Linked DNA regions of Mus musculus: region 2 is linked to region 1. A link is a loop called in an ENCODE intact Hi-C map of the cell type or tissue named here. Cell type or tissue: heart. All regions are shown on one strand.

What was found. Peaks named below come from ENCODE experiments on the same cell type or tissue, not always from the same donor. Only the 100,000 strongest peaks of a DNase experiment are listed, where the experiment ranks them.
Region 2: it touches region 1 in a loop (3-fold over the local background); 2 of 42 quality-filtered maps call a loop at or near these places.

Annotation. Positions count from the first base shown.
Region 1 is chr8:82,771,040-82,779,039 of GRCm38, forward strand. It overlaps Zfp330 (zinc finger protein 330), which reads right to left and starts at 3,106. Exons shown (of 10, transcript NM_145600.2): 1 at 3,018-3,106; 2 at 1,841-1,972; 3 at 300-319. The coding sequence starts at 1,960. In heart, no CTCF peak of the experiment used is centred here; a DNase peak (open chromatin) is centred at 3,162; H3K4me3 peaks cover 1,888 bases; H3K27ac peaks cover 1,719 bases.
Region 2 is chr8:83,328,986-83,336,985 of GRCm38, forward strand. It overlaps Elmod2 (ELMO/CED-12 domain containing 2), which reads right to left and starts at 3,501. Exons shown (of 9, transcript NM_178736.5): 1 at 3,365-3,501; 2 at 2,126-2,273; 3 at 127-155. The coding sequence starts at 2,267. It overlaps Gm32327 (predicted gene, 32327), which reads left to right and starts at 3,634. Exons shown (of 2, transcript NR_168721.1): 1 at 3,634-4,065. In heart, no CTCF peak of the experiment used is centred here; a DNase peak (open chromatin) is centred at 3,596; H3K4me3 peaks cover 1,834 bases; H3K27ac peaks cover 1,104 bases; H3K27me3 peaks cover 696 bases.

The DNA of each region.
Region 1 (8,000 bases):
ATTTTCTCAACTGCTACTTGATGGAGGAGGACCTAGTGTACCGTGGGCAGTGCCACACTGGCAGGTAGTCCTGGGTTGTGTAAGAAGGGCAGCTAAACCTGAGTCTGGAGCAAGCCAGTAAGCAGCATTCCTCCACCATCTCTGCATCAGTTCCAGCCCCAAGGTTCTTGCCTTGCGCTCTTGCCGTGGCTTCCCTCATCAATGTAAGATGCAATGAACCCTTTCCTCCCCAAGTGTTATAGCACAGCAACAGAAAGCACACAAGGACAATTTCATGCAGGAAGAAAAAGAAAATTTACCTCTGACATTTGTCGCATTCCTGTAGAATTTAAAGCATAACATTAATTTTCTGCTAGCCTAAAATGGAACATTTACTTATATCATAAAGACTCAAATTAAACTATAAGAGGTTCTACATCCCACTTCCAGCTCAGCCTATGTGTACAAAATGTTGTACATACTCCACTAGCAAAAGTAAAAAAAAAACTTATACTCTGTGATCAATGATGGGAAAAAAGCCATATTACAAAAAAAGTTAAAATATACTAGATTCCCTTTTGGTTGTTTTAAAGAAAGCAAATACTACAGAAAACAAACAAATTCCTGCTCAATTTTCTATTTTAATTAAAAACCATCCGATCTGCCAATATTGTGTGGGTGCTAGGAATAAAGGACAGGAAATACTAAAGATCACAGCATGTCCATTTAAGCGGGGTTCGAAGCTCTCCAGTCTGTCACTCTCTGGAGCCAAGGCACCACTGCTCAGCCTTTCCCCAACATGTCCCGGCCTCTTCTCCGCAGGCCTCACTAACTCTGCTCCTTTCCCTTTACTGAAATACCAAGATCTACTCCATGACATGCACGTACGCACGCCAGTCACTGTCTTGTCTGCCAGCACGCCTCTTTTCTCAAAAGAACCTGACATTCAACAACACAATCCCCTCTGTCACATCTGTACCATGACATCTGACCTGTACATCATAAATCAGTCCTGGGACAAAAAAACGGCACGAGCCCAACCTATGAGAAATCTTTGTCTGTGACCTCCACAATAGGAGATATGGTCGATATAAGCACTCGACCAGAAACCAAGAAGCTGCACAAATAAAACATGGCAATCCTCAGGGGCAGAAGGAGCCAAAGAAACAAGAGCAGAGGGCGGCCCAAGGCCTAGCTGTCCCCAAGTCTTAGCTCCTTTCTTCTTCTCACTACTTGGAGGGACTATGGTAGTGAGGTGCTTTTCCCTAGGTTAAATTGTTTCTGTCATTCATAAACAAATGAGTCCTAGAAAGTAGTACACACTAGGGAATCCTACAAACATACAAAAGAGGGAGGTGCGCCATCTGCCATCATCTGCCATTATTGGTGCACCCAGAGTCCCAGGCAGAACACTCGGTCCCCTGAATGATAAACATTTGCTAAATTAAGTCATGAAAATGAAGTATTTTAAAACAATCTGACTTTTTCAAGACTAGCAAATTAGTTAAGAACATGGGAAATGTCTAAAAATCAGGGTACTCAGTGAATGGAGACTGGCTAGGAGAAAATGATCAAAACTGAGCTAAAGAATATATAAAAAAAGCTGGAGCCTCCCACTCAGTTCCTGTCACCCATTCGCCTTCAACATCTATTGTCACCAGTAATTCATGATACGCCAGGCTTGATAATACATACTCTAACAACAATAAAAATATCATTGTTACTCAGTAAAATACTGAGGACACCTTTAACAGGTTCTTCACAGGGGCACACCATAGTTGATCATGTTTTTTAGGTACCTATATATGGTACTACAGAGTCCTCCATTCAGCCACCAGCCATTGCTTTAAAAAGCTCTCACCATTGAAGCATTGCATGGGTGTTTGGCTAGGTCGACAGTACTTCTTGATGCTCGCAGTTGTTTCTCGCGTTCTCGGCGGTTCTCTGCCTTCTTCCTCGCACCGGTCTTTTTCTTCGGCATGTTCCCTTCTTTCTAAACAAGAAAACAGGAAAGGTATAATTGATGCGTTCAGTCACACAGCATCTATACTTTCCTTAAATATTAAATCAGTCTTTCAATTTTAAATGCACCTCATCCCATCTGAAGCCTTTAGCAACATTACACACACATTATTCCAGCTGCAGGCTCCTAAACTAAGGCCCTCCTCTGGGCTTCCAAACTCTCACACAGCATAAGCATCAAGGACCTCAACCAAACAGCTAGAGTAATTGTTTTCTCACCCTAATTATTCTCTTCACTCAAAAAAACCTATGTATGCACCATTAGTAAGAAATGACTAAAAATATTTGTTTTGTGCCAAGTTGAAATAACCATTTTGAGCTATACAGTCTCAGCCCTAATGCTGTTGACATACAGTATTATACAGTACACTGTCACCTACATGGTATCTAAACAAATAACCAGCAACCCAAGGCCTGACCGCAAACAAACCCATTTTCTCTTAAGAGACTAAGGTACTACAGTGGCTTTCGCTGCCTGTCCCTCGTGCCTAGATGCAACAGTTTCGACAAGTCAGATGCTTTGGAGTTTGTTTCCCACACAGACATCAAACCTTACAGTGCTGGTTTTCAGCACACAGAAAAACTACAACAGAGACAACCAGGCTTCTGTGTTCTCACTCTGGTGCCCCAATCCTTTCGGACAGGACAGTCTTCAGAGCTAATCAGTGGTTAATCATGCTGGCCACGCCACGGGGCCTTCCTTCAGTGTTTAAAAGGGAAGTCTGGAGCATGTGGCTGAGTGGCCACGGGTGACCGTGGATGAATTCTGTACCCACTAAGACATCTCAGACCTATTTTTTTCCTCGAATCTGTTTGTGCCAACGAGGAGAGATTTCTTTGAGTTCAAGCTTAGATCCTGGTGACAGCAGAGCGACATTGGGTTCCAGGCTCTGGGAGGCCAGGAGGCGGGGGCGCGGGAAGAGCCACGCGGCTCGCGACCCGCCAGCAGCCCGAGGGCCCCTCACGTTCTCCAGACCCACCCACGTCGCGCGGCCTCACGGGGACGCGCCACTCACCGCAGTGGCCGAGGACGCGGAGGAGAGGGCGAGCCGCGGGCTAGAACGGCAGAAGCAGCCCGTTTCCAACGGTGGGAGCGAGACCGGATATCCTGCTATGTCAGAGCGCCCAGGTTGAACACGTCAACAGGAAGAATCCCGCATGTTCCGCCCCCTCCTCGGGGAGGACCCGCCTTCCCGGAAGTGGACTTGCTACAATGGAAAGAGGCTCCAGCGTTGCAAAGAAAGTAGAGGGCAGAGAGCTGCCGCATCTCAAGGCCTCTGCTATGTCATTCTGATTTTATTATTTAACTCAGAGAGCTAAAAAGTCCAAAAGGAAAAGAAAGACGAGCCCACAAAAAATTTTGAGAGGAGAACAAGAACTTTGCTAGCAATTTTTTGCCTGACTCTTCTGAAATCCTTTTCCTTTCTGGGAGCCTGACAAGCCTCACATGGCACATTTTTAATTTTTGTTGTTGTTATTTTCTGAGACATAATGAATGGAACCCTGGCCTTGAAGCCACGACTCCATTACCTCTGTCTCTCAGCACTAGGATTATAGGCGTGCTCACAGGAAACTGCAGAGCCCTCCACTCCTCCCCCCCACCCACCCACCCCCGCTTTTTTTAATGTCTCACAACACTGAGTTCGGAGGTGTCTTGCTTGGCCTCTGCTGTGTGCATTCTGTTCCATTGTGAGCAAATCCTCCCACGTTCTCTGCTTCTGCTCCGAGGCTGAGATCTAACTATGCTTCCCTACAAGACTGTTTGCTTTAAATAACACTGAAGGTAAATGTTCCACTCTCACTCCCACCTTACCTTTGGGGAGGAAGTTCTTGACATTACTCCCAGTACTGCATGTGAGTATCACTTACTGCCTATCACCTTCTATATTTGAGTGGAGCTGTGTTATATCCACCCACTTTTTTTTATATTTTTTTATTTACATTTCAAATGTTTTTCCCTTTCCAGGTCTCCCCTCCAAAAACTCCCTATCCCATCCCCCTCCCTCTGCCTCTTTGAGGGTGCTCCCCTATCCACCCACCCACTCCTGGCTTCCAGCCCTTGCATTCTCCTACACATCAAACACCCTCAGGGCCAAGGGCCTCTCCTCCCACTGATGTCCAACAAGGCCATCTTCTGTCTTTACCACATTCACATCCCAATGGAAGACAACTCGTTTTGGTCTCTCTCTTTTTTTCCAACCCCTTCTGTTATCATCTTTGCTGCACTCCAGGAATTCGCTTTCATAACCACACCTCAAGCCTTTCTCTGAAGAGAGCTCAGTTTTGTCAATGAAATATGAATGTCTTGGCTTACTAGGCTCCTACCCTGTGCTCTGTTCTGTATTCTCTTGTTTAGTCATCCTTTTCAGTCTTTTTTTCTGCAAGTTCTACTTAATAAAACAGTCCCATCTCATTAGTCACAGTTTTTATCATAGTTTTTGTACTACTGATCATTAAATGATGTACCTTTTCCCTCCTATTGATTTTCTGGGTGGGGTTTTGGGGGATGGGGTGCTGATACATAAACAGGAGTCTATGTCACTAAACTCAAGCCTCTCAGGATTCCCCTTCTGTCCTCCTATAGTTCCCTAATCTCTTATTCCCATTTACCACAATATTTAATCATAATCAAAACATACTTGTTTTCTTCAAGCTTCCACCACTTATATCAATTTCAACAGACATCACCATCTCCTCTTTGTATAAAATGAGGACATGACTGCTCCCAAGTATGAGTAAGGAGAGAATTTTATTGTAGATGTGAGGGAGAATGCTGCCAGAGACATCTGAAGGAGAGAAAGTTATAAACGAAGCATGAGAGAAGAGAGGGAGAGAGAAGGGAAAAAGAACAAAGAAGAGAGAGCCAAGAGAGGGGACCAGGAGGACAAGGGAGCCAAGAAAGCTCACAGACACAATGGCAGCATTCTAGCAGAATAAGAAGCTGAGGGAAGGGAAGTCCAGGAGCTAGACAAGTTTAGGGGAGAGGGTGAAGTGAGCTGAGCTAACTGGAGCCCCGGGTTTCTGAGTGTCTGGCCAGCATGTGCTTTGATATGCTAATAGAGCCACAGTTCACCATTTGTCCCTAGCTTCTTTGAGACCTGATACTCTTTCACAAACACAAAGTGTCAACAACAGCTAATATAGTCATGGGCTTGCTCCTTACGTTTTAGGCACTTTGCCTGTGTGCCCTTAACAAGGTAACACAAGAAAAAGAACACATAGATAAGATGCAGCTTGACCCACAATTCTATAGGTATTTGGGCTTGAGTGTTTGTATTCTCCTGGGCTTGGAATAAAGTTCAGTGATTGAATGTTTGCCTGGCATCAGAATGACTATTGATACCTTAAAATTGATTAAAATTGTAAATCCCACATTAAAAAACAATACTAGTAAATCTATTCCATATTAATTTAAATAATATTCACAAGCAAAACTGATAATACTTTCCTGTATGAAACACGTAGATAAGTGAAGGAACCCTGGCTCGGCGTTGGAATATTAACATCTCCTTGATCATGTGCTTTCAAGTTCCACGTGCTCCCTTCCACCCTTCACACCACGATGACGCCTCCTCCTTCACTATAATCTTATTGTGTGGCCCACATTCCTGTCTCAGCTTCCTAAGGGCTGGGATTGCAGATGTGGACCACCACATTTGGCTTCTTCCCTGTTCTTATACTTGTACAAGCTGAGCAGTAGCTTTACTTATTGCCCCTCCACTCTGTCGGTAGGAACACTATACTCTAGCAGCTGCCTGCCTCCTCACTCAGCCTTCTGCAGAACATCAGCCTCACCACTGCCCACATAGCCCTTGCCATTCATTACAGTATCTGTGCCAACTTATGTTCTAACTTAACCTTAGCCATATGCCTAGTGTTTAGACGGAGCTGGGGGCAGACTAAGGAGGCATCTGTGTGGGTTCCAAATAACAGAGAAGATTAGGAATTAACTACGGGAGACAAGGTCTTTGTGCTCAGGGATAGGCACTGGAGGAACCTGGAAGGCTAAACTCACAGAGTTGTTCCTTCAAGGGAAGGAATGCAGTACCTGCTATCTACCCTGAAGGCTGTAGCGGACGGCTTTCCAGCCTGGTGACCTTTGTGCTACCTGTGTGGCCAGAGACTTTTCAGGCACCGGATTCTCCTCAGACCCTTTTCATATATATGTTTTTCTCGGCCAATCAACAACCTGATTTTGCCAGTCAATCTGTAGACTATCTTTATTAACTTTACCAAAAACTTCCACGTCGTCATGCCTCATCTGTATTTAACTTACTTTGTTCCTCGAGGAGATGTGTGATGCTTTGTTGTGAACAAGAGATTGAGTTAATTATCATCAGATAGTCACCAAATTGTCCTGTGCTTAAATTTGCATAAAATAAACAACTAAGAGCCAGACTCCCCAAATCTGAACCTACACTGGCTGCTGAGTCATGCAGAGACAAAGGTCTTCCTGTGCCTTCCACACATCACTCTACTGGCTGTCATGGTCACAGGCACCAACTATTAACTGGAAAACTGGACCACAGTCAAGCTCAGAGGATTCAGGAGAACTGGAAATGTAAGATTCTCAGTGTCACAACCCAGCCTGTTGCATCAGAGTCTCCGTCTGACGGACATCCTAACCCTGGAACATCTATGCTCCTTGAGTTTTGTGGTTAATCTCTGGAGCGTGGCCACTCTTAGGATTAAGAATTGGACTTGTTTCTCTCTTTTTTTTCCCTGCCTTCCTACTGCAGAATCAAAGCCTCTTTACTTCCTAGCAGAAACCCACTCCATTTTATTGTTAGATTTTAAAATCCAATTAAGCACTTTGGCTTTTTTTTTCTGTTCTCAAATAATTACTTAGCATCAGATATTGCTCTTGTCCTTAAGATCACTGTTTCTCTCATATTTTCCAAGCATTTGACACATTGTACCTATTAGAATATTACCTTCTATTAGAATACCATCCCAGTTCACTACTGATAAAGATTTTAACCACTGCACTGCTACCTTGTGCCAAGGACTATCTGTCTTATGCCTGTCACCAGTAAGAGGTCCTCAGAGCAGTAAAGTTGCCATGACTCAAGTCATAAATCCTATCTTTTATGGACCAGCTCTGGCACTAACTGCCTTGGAAAGACACTCCGAGTCAGCATTAAGTAGAGACAGTCTGCTTGGGAAAGCATTTGGGAACAACAGGTGTGGAACGTGCTGTAATAGATCGGACAGAGGGAAGGGATGACCTAAATTATACTGTCAGTGAAGGCCTTGGCTTTGAATCTGAGACATCCCTTCAGTGTTATGCTGACTTAGGGTAGATGAACTGGAACATTGTAAGACTCTGACATTCGTTTTGCATAAGGACAACCAAAGGAAAGAGTGTCCTGAGGTACACCACTAATGAAAAGACTGGACAGCTGACTAGGGTCAGCCTGCTCTATTCCAGCCAGCTCAGCTACACAGACTCTCACCTCTGGAGAAGGACATTTATTAATTACAGAATAAATATTCAAAGTATTCTACAGCTCAGACCCTCAATAATAGAACTCCAAATGGTGTGCTTTAGAAACAAGAAAACGGAATCTGAAGGAGAGGAGGGATCTATATGACAAATGTATAATTAATTCATTTAATGTATAGGATGATTCTAAACCACAAGTGTAAAACTATAAAATTCAAATTCAGGTATAGAAACTACACAGACATAAAATAACACCAAGAAATAATTAAAGTCAAATGACAACAGATTTTTAATGGAATTTGATGGAGTGATATACTTAAAGGGATAGTCACAAAGCCTAGGCTATTTAAACCCAACCAGGAGGAGTATATCATTATGTATCGGAAAGCTTCACTATGTTAATTAAGATAATATTTTACAGTATCAGTCATAAGTAAATAAGCAAGTGCAACTGCAGAGAAGGCTTAAAAAGACTCACAGGCGGAAGGGTCCATGGAGAGCAGGAATCACAGCATTGTCATGAGAGGAGATCCGCTGGTGTCAAGGTGACCCA
Region 2 (8,000 bases), 560 kb after region 1:
ACACTTAACTCACAGTTTCTCATAGCAAAGGCAGTAAACATAATCCTGAAATCAAAATGTTCTTTTCAAAGAAAAAACTACACTTAGGTTAAGTTTTCTAGAATTAGCATTTTAATGTGCTCTTACCTTATTCTTGGAATATGTCAAGGAATTTTCTGAAATTAAAAAAAAAAAAAAAGTTACCACTTGAACACATTTTCTGAATTACCCAAAATCAAATAGTAAAACTATAACAGCAACGATAAATCACTTCTGCAGTTTAAGGTACAATTCCCACATGAACAACACAACAATCATCTCAAAATCTTACAGGATAGAGAAAAAGGTGGAACCATCATCCCCCAAATGCAGTACCAAGCTGGTGACAATCTAATTTTCCCAGAACTGTGTGTTTCTGTGCAGACCGCCAGAGTGGGGGTGTTTGCCCACTGCTAAGATCTCAGAAATTCATCTGAAGACTATATCCCCCACTACACCCTCTTCTCTGTCAGTCTGAGCAAGCGGCCCGCAACTCAGCAGTACAAGAACAAAGGAGCAGACTGTCTGCCAGCTCTCCTCTCACTAGGCAAAGAGCGAATAGCCTCTGCATTCCTGGTTTCTCTTCTAAGAATGGCAACATTTGTATTGGTCTGTTAAAAAAAAGTTTAAGAATTTATTAAGAACACTCTCCTTTTGAGAATTGTAAGAAAGATGCTTTTTGCCTCAAAGTAAACCTTTGAATATGCTCTTTCCCCACACTGTAAAGTGCCAACCAGTACAGACTGCAGAGGTCTGTGTTAAGAGGCACTTGGTTCTTCTGAGCAAGTGTGTGTGCAGGGGTGTGTGTGTGTGTGTGTGTGTGTGTGTGCAGAATTGTGCTTTATGCCTCATTCAGCCACAAGACACTCTGCCATTCTTCCTTGTCATCCTGGGTACAGGGTCTGCTGTCCACACCTCACTCCCTTGGACGTAAAGAGCATCAATTCCTTATTCAAGGCATTTTTGATCAACACAAAATAGGAGCTGGTTAATTCTTGACTTTCTACTTAACACAGCATCATGAGCTGTGGCTCCGCCCAGGTCTCTCTTACCATTTCTACAGTAACTTCAAACCACATTTCTCAGCCATCTGAGTTTGAAGTCAGAACAACATTTTCAATTAAACACTGAAAAACTGTCATTTGACAGAAATATAACACAAGCCAAATTGAGCCCCATGTATACCATAGACATTTCCACAGCTATATTAAAACAAAATACATGCAATTTTTATTGCTCTAACAACTTATATTATCACTTGACTGTATTACAAATACAATTATCATACATCTTTACACATTTTTTCATATAAGTCTTTGAAATCCAGTGGGTATCTTACAGGTAAAGCACAACTCAATTAACATCATGCAGACTTCAAGTGCTCAGAACCATGTGGCCATCACTGTGAGCCTGGACCAAGTAGGTTCTAAAAGTCTTTCCTAGGACCAATGAGTAATCTGTCCATTCAGAAATAAGAGTCAAAAGTGAGAAGACTGATTATTGAGGCCTCAAAGTAGGAAAACAGATAACTGACTCTTCAATCTTTTTTTTAATTAGGTATTTTCTTCATTTACATTTCCAGTACTATCCCAAAAGTCCCCCATGCCCTCCCCCCTCACCCCCCCCCCACACTTCTTGGCCCTGACGTTCCCCTGTACTGAGGCATATAAAGTTTGCACGACCAATGGGCCTCTCTTTCCACTGATGGTCGACTAGGCCATCTTCTGATTCATATGCAGCTAGAGACACGAGCTCCAGGGGGTACTCTTCAATCTTTACCTCATACATTTGTGTAAAAATTTCAAATGGAAGAGAGAATAATTTTCTAGTAAACAATTGAAAATATAATCTGAATAATAACTGATACATTTTTAAGACACCCAAAAGGCTCGTTTTTTGGATACATATGGGATGTTTTAGGAAGTTTCTTTTTATATATTCAGTGCTCAATTCAATAGTCAGTAGTAGAATGAAAAGAACTTAAAGACCACAAAGCTTAAGAAACTCAGCTGCAGTGACTCGCTCAAATCAAACTCCCATGGGGTGAGCAGAAGAATTCAGTTAGGTTATAATTAATGTTGAATTTTCTTTATTTTGAAGGTATTACCTATTCTGTAGGTCCTCTGTGCCCCTCCATAGGTGTCAAAAATTCGCTGCAATTCACATTTCCCAGTCATCTGCCGTAAGAGCCATTTCATCCAAAATCGGAAAAAGTGTCCATAGAAAAACTCCCACAGAGACACGAACATGTTTCCCTGGAAAGAGGATATAAACACACAAGCTTAACGGTCTCAAACTGGAATTATAAAACTGAAAAAGAAATTAAGTTGATCCAACTCCCCAAATGATAATGAAATATATTATTCCATTGTGTCTATTTTGTGAGTGTTTAATTCATCAGGCAAGGAAATAACATACAACAGCTTAAATAATGATTTGCCAAATGGTCACTTGAAAAAAAAATGTAAAAAGTAGCCAAATAACTGGCCAAATTATTTAATCGCTAAAAAGAATAACCACATTTCATTTTTGCCAAATATTATATTTAATATTTTGGATTCATACTTCCGTTTTTCATCCCTTGAAACTTGGAACAAAGAAGTTCAAGAATAAAAGGACCAACCGAGCAACAATTTCAAATCTACCACACATCAGATGTGGCTTCCCAAAAAATGAGCTCTTCTCAGCCTTGGTTGAGAGCGCGCCCAGCTGTCCCTGTCAGCTGACTCCGACAAATGAAAACACTACAAGTGGCTTACAAACTGAAGCATACAGGTTGGGAAACCGAGCAGATGGCATCCTGACGAATTCATCATTGTTCTAGTCAGTAGGTGAAGGGCAGAGACACCAAGAGGTTAAAAAACAAAAAACCCCACAAAATCTATACACTTGATATAACTGATCTTGCAATAAAACTCTTTTCGGGTGCTAAACGAAGGGGAGGAGGGATACCGGGAACTCCAGCCCTGGGATTCGCAGACACACCCTCTCTGCGCCCGGGCCCGAGGAGCTGTCAAATTCGAAATCCCCGCAAGGCAAGGCACCAGGTGTCGGTGCCAGACACGCGGATCAGGATCTTTAAAATGAGTCATCCCGTCGGCGCTTGTCGGGACGAAGCGGGCAGAAGTGCCAGGCGCAGGCAGGCCGTCCCGCCGAGCCCCAGGGCCTCGGGAAACCGAGTGCGAGCCCCGTGGGCACCGCGCCGTCCCGCCCCTCTCGCGCGCGGGAACGCTGCACAAAGCCCCGACGGCCCCCGCACCCTGCGGGTTATCCGCGGGACGCCAGCGAGGCTTGCGCAGCCGCACGCCAGCAACTCAGAGTGAGAGAAAAATAAAACAGCAGCCACCTCACAGGAGCGGAAGAACTAGGGGGAAGCTGGCACTGCCTCGGTTTCCCCAGCTGCAAACACCGGCAACGGAAACGACGCTCTACGTGGAGCGCTCCCTGCGAACACCGCGACCCGGAAGTCCGCACGGAGGCTGCGGGGGCGGGGTGTCTCTTGGCTCCGCGCCCCGCCTCTTCGTCTTCTTCCGATTGGCTCGCTCTCAGCCTATCGCCGGCGCGGAAGGAGGGGCCCGCGGGCAGGCGCGCCAGACGCTGGACGGTTCCCATGGCAACGGCGGCGGCCGCACTCCCAGCCCAGCGCCAACGAGTTCCCTGTGGACTCGGCCTGGGAACTTTGCTCTGGGCTTTCCGGGACTCTTCCACCGCGGGCGTGACCACAGCACTTTCACTTACATTTCCTAATCTGCGAAGTGATTATTTCCCATCTTTATGAGGCACAAAGGAAACTTGGGTCGAAGGCACTTTATGGATGACGCAAAAGAACTTGCGTGACTAAGTGTGTGCAATGAGAAGTTGCGAGTTTTTCCTCTGAAAACAAACATGGAACACTTAATTCATCAAACGTTCATTTCTTAACATCGTTTCTACTGGAGGAATAATCTGTGCCTTTTTTTTAAACCTCAAAAGTATGGTTTTTATGTGCTAGGTGGTCTTCTACAAGGGACTCGCACGCCAAACCAACCAGCAAAAGCATAGTATCAGGTGAAGCTGCCTAACAAAGTTATTAAGGGGATTAGGGAGTAGGGGAAGGGATCATTACATACAGCGGAATCAGCAAAGTAAGGATAAGCGTTACTAGAGGAGATGAGGGAGTGTGCTGGGCCAGCTTCAGGAGGAAGACTGATCCACAGGACAGTAAATGTAGAAGTCCTGGGTTAGGAATGTATTACAAAAGGCTGATGGCACAATAATGGGGTTGGTGGGTTGGATAAGAAAGAGCCAAGTGGAGAGAAGGCTAAATATAAAAGAAGTTAAAAATGAAACAAAAGAAATTCCTGAATTGGGCACGCTCATGCATGCCTGTAATTACATGCCAGCTGGAGGGTGATGTGGGCAGGGAGATCTGCAGTTCAAGGCTACTTAAGGATCTGCCTAAAAAAGTAGATAGATAGATAGATAGATAGATAGATAGATAGATAGATAGATAGATAGATAGACAGACAGACAGACAGTTTAGCCTCCTACCCAAACAAGATTCCTGGCTCCTTGGTCCCCTTGTCAGGACCAACCACTATTAGTTCCTTATACTTCCAAAAATATTCAAGCCAGTGTCTTGTCTATGCCCCATCCATCTCCGTGTTAGGTCTGATTAAGTGCGCAGTACATGCCTTTCCAATTTTTCTTTTTTTCAAGACAGGGTTTCTCTGTGTAGCCCTGGCTGTCCTGTCACTTTGTAGACCAGGCTGGCCTCGAACTCAGAAATCCACCTGACTCTGCCTCCTGAGTGCTGGGATTAAAGGCATGCACCACCACGCCCGGCATGCCTTTCCATTTTAAAGGTAGATTCTTCTTGTAGAGCATAAACCTATGAAGGGCAGACAAGCCACCACCTTTGCCCCATGGGAGTGAAATATTTCGTGGAGACCATCTCTCTCCCTGTCTCCAGTCAAGTTCTTGTCCCGCCCTCCTCTAAGAATGGAGTGGTCAGACAACAAAGACGTGTTATTGACACTCTGGGATTAACAGCCTTTACAAGATAAAAACTAGTTTAAACAGATTGCCATGTAGGATTTTACTATTCAGAGCCATTTGAACTCTCAGTTCCTGAAAGCATACAGCTCTAGCAGGTCACTGGACCAGCATGGTGGCCAAGCTGGGACTCAAGGCTCTGAAGCTGCAAGTCTGGAAGTCTACATCAGAGTAGGTATCACAGCAGTGGGTCTTGGAGTCAGGAAGCAGCTGCAGAGACAATTCCCTTCTTAGCCAGACTGCAAACTCTTGGAGAAATGAACCCTCTGCCTCAGCTGCTGGCCATATCCTGGAGCAGCCTCAGGTGAGCTCCCTGCCCAGAGTAGAAGGACCAGGGAGCCTCCAGTCAAATCCATCCCCCGGGAGTGTTGGAGGCAGCCTTTCTTCTATATGCTCCTGCAGTAAGCTGTTCTGTTTCTATAGCTTTGAGTATCCAAATTTATAGGTTACCAAGCAGGCCCTGATTGGCAAATCTTGAAAATGGGTATGTCCTGAAAGTGGAAGAATTAGAATTTAGGATCAATCAAGGAAGAGTTATCAAATCTAATGGGGTAGGGGTAAACCCAGAGACCAGCAAAAGTTCTCAGTCAAGTACACAGCTCTCTGTTAGAGTAGGAAAATGTAAAAGAAATCTCTTGGCCAGCCACACACCATCTTTGGCGCGAACCCAGCAGAGGGTCCCAAGGTCCCTAGAGGACTCTCCACGATGCAGGCCCCCTAGCACACCAAGGGCCTCAGGATCACTAGTGAGTAGAATGCAAAATCAATTTCAAAGAATCCTGGAGGGTCTTGTGCCAGCAGGAACAGGGACAAAGGAACCCTGCCCTACCAGAGGATGGAATTCTTTCCTGTCAGAGCCAGCTGCGCACCATCTTCAGCGTGAACCCAGTACAGGGTGCCAAGGTCCCCAGAGGACTCTACACCTGGGACTTTGGGATCACTGGAGGCAGAGTTGAGACCCAGACCCCTGGGCACCTTCCTTGCCAGAGGAGAGTCCCGCCTCCAGGGAGGGCTCTAACCCCAGGACACAGGAGGTGGATCAGAGCTCCAGACTTCTGAACACCTTCCCTGGAAGAGGAGAGCTTGCCTGCAGAGAGTGCTCTGACCACTGGGATTCAGGTGAGAGTTGGGCTCCCAGGAGTGCTGACAGAGGCTAACAGAATCACAGGAGGAACAAGCTCCAGAACCAGAACATCCACAACATCATCAGAACCCAGAACACCCACAACAGCGAGTCCTCAATACCCTAACACACCCGAAAAGCAAGACTCGGATTTAAAATCATATCTCATGATGCTGGTAGAGGATTTTAAGAAAGGCATTAAACACTCACTTAAATACAGGAGAACACTGCTAAACAAGTAGAAGTCCTTAAAGAATTATAGGAAAACACTGCTAAACAGGTAGAAGTCCTTAAAGAGGAAAAACAAAAATCCCTTAAAGAATTACAGGAAAACACAACCAAACAGGTAATGGAATTGAACAAAACCATCCAAGATCTAAAAATGGAAGTAGAAACAATAAAGAAAACCCAAAGGGAAACAACTCTGGAGATAGAAATCCTGGGAAAGAAATCAAGAAACATAGATGCAAGCATCAGTAACAGAATACAAGAGATGGAAGAGAGAATCTCAGGTGCAGAAGACTCCATAGAAAACATGGACACATTTGACAAGATCCAACACCCATTCATGATAAAAGTCTTGGAAAGATCAGGAATTCAAGGCCCATACCTAAAATTGATAAAAGCAATCCAGTAGCCAACATCAAAGTAAATGGTGAGAAGCTGGAAGCAATCCCACTAAAATCAGGGACTAGACAAGGCTGCCCACTTTCTCCCTACCTATTCAACATAGTACTTGAAGTATTAGCCAGAGCAATTCGACAACAAAAGGAGATCAAGGGGATACAAATTGGAAAAGAGGAAGTCAAAATATCACTTTTTGCAGATGATATGATAGTATATATAAGTGACCCTAAAAATTCCACCAGAGAACTCCAGCTTCGGTGAAGTAGCTGGATATAAAATTAACTCAAACAAGTCAATGGCCTTTCTCTACACAAAGAATAAACAGGCTGAGAAAGAAATTAGGGAAACAACACCCTTCTCAATAGTCACAAGTAATATAAAATATCTTGGTGTCACTCTAACTAAGGCAGTGAAAGATCTGTATGATAAGAACTTCAAATCTCTGAAGAAAGAAATTAAAGAAGATCTCAGAAGATGGAAAGATCTCCCATGCTCATGGATTGGCAGGACCAACATTGTAAAAATGGCTATCTTGCCAAAAATCTACAGATTCAATGCAATCCCCATCAAAATTCCAACTCAATTCTTCAACGAATCTGCAAATTCACCTGGAATAACAAAAAACCTAGGATAACAAAAACTCTTCTCAAGGATAAATGAACTTCTGGAGGAATCACCATGCCTGACCTAAAGCTGTATGTACTACAGAGCAATTGTGATAAAAACTGCATGTTAGTGGTATAATGACAGACAAGTAGACCAATGGAATAGAATTGAAGACCCAGAAATGATCCCACACACCTATGGTCACTTGATCTTCGACAAGGGAGCTAAAACCATCCAGTAGAAGAAAGACAGCATTTTCAACAATTGGTGCTGGCACAACTGGTGGTTATCATGTAGAAGAATGTGAATCGATCCATTCCTATCTCCTTGTACTAAGGTCAAATCTAAGTGGATCAAGGAACTCCCCATAAAACCAGAGACACTGAAACTTATAGAGGAGAAAGTGGGGAAAAGCCTGGAAGATATGGGCACAGGGAAAAAATTCCTGAATAGAACAGCAATGGCTTGTTCTGTAAGATCGAGAATTGACAAATGGGACCTCATGAAACTGCAAAGCTTCTGTAAGGCAAAAGACACCATCAATAAGACAAAAAGGCCACCAACAGATTGGGAAAGGATCTTTACCTATCCT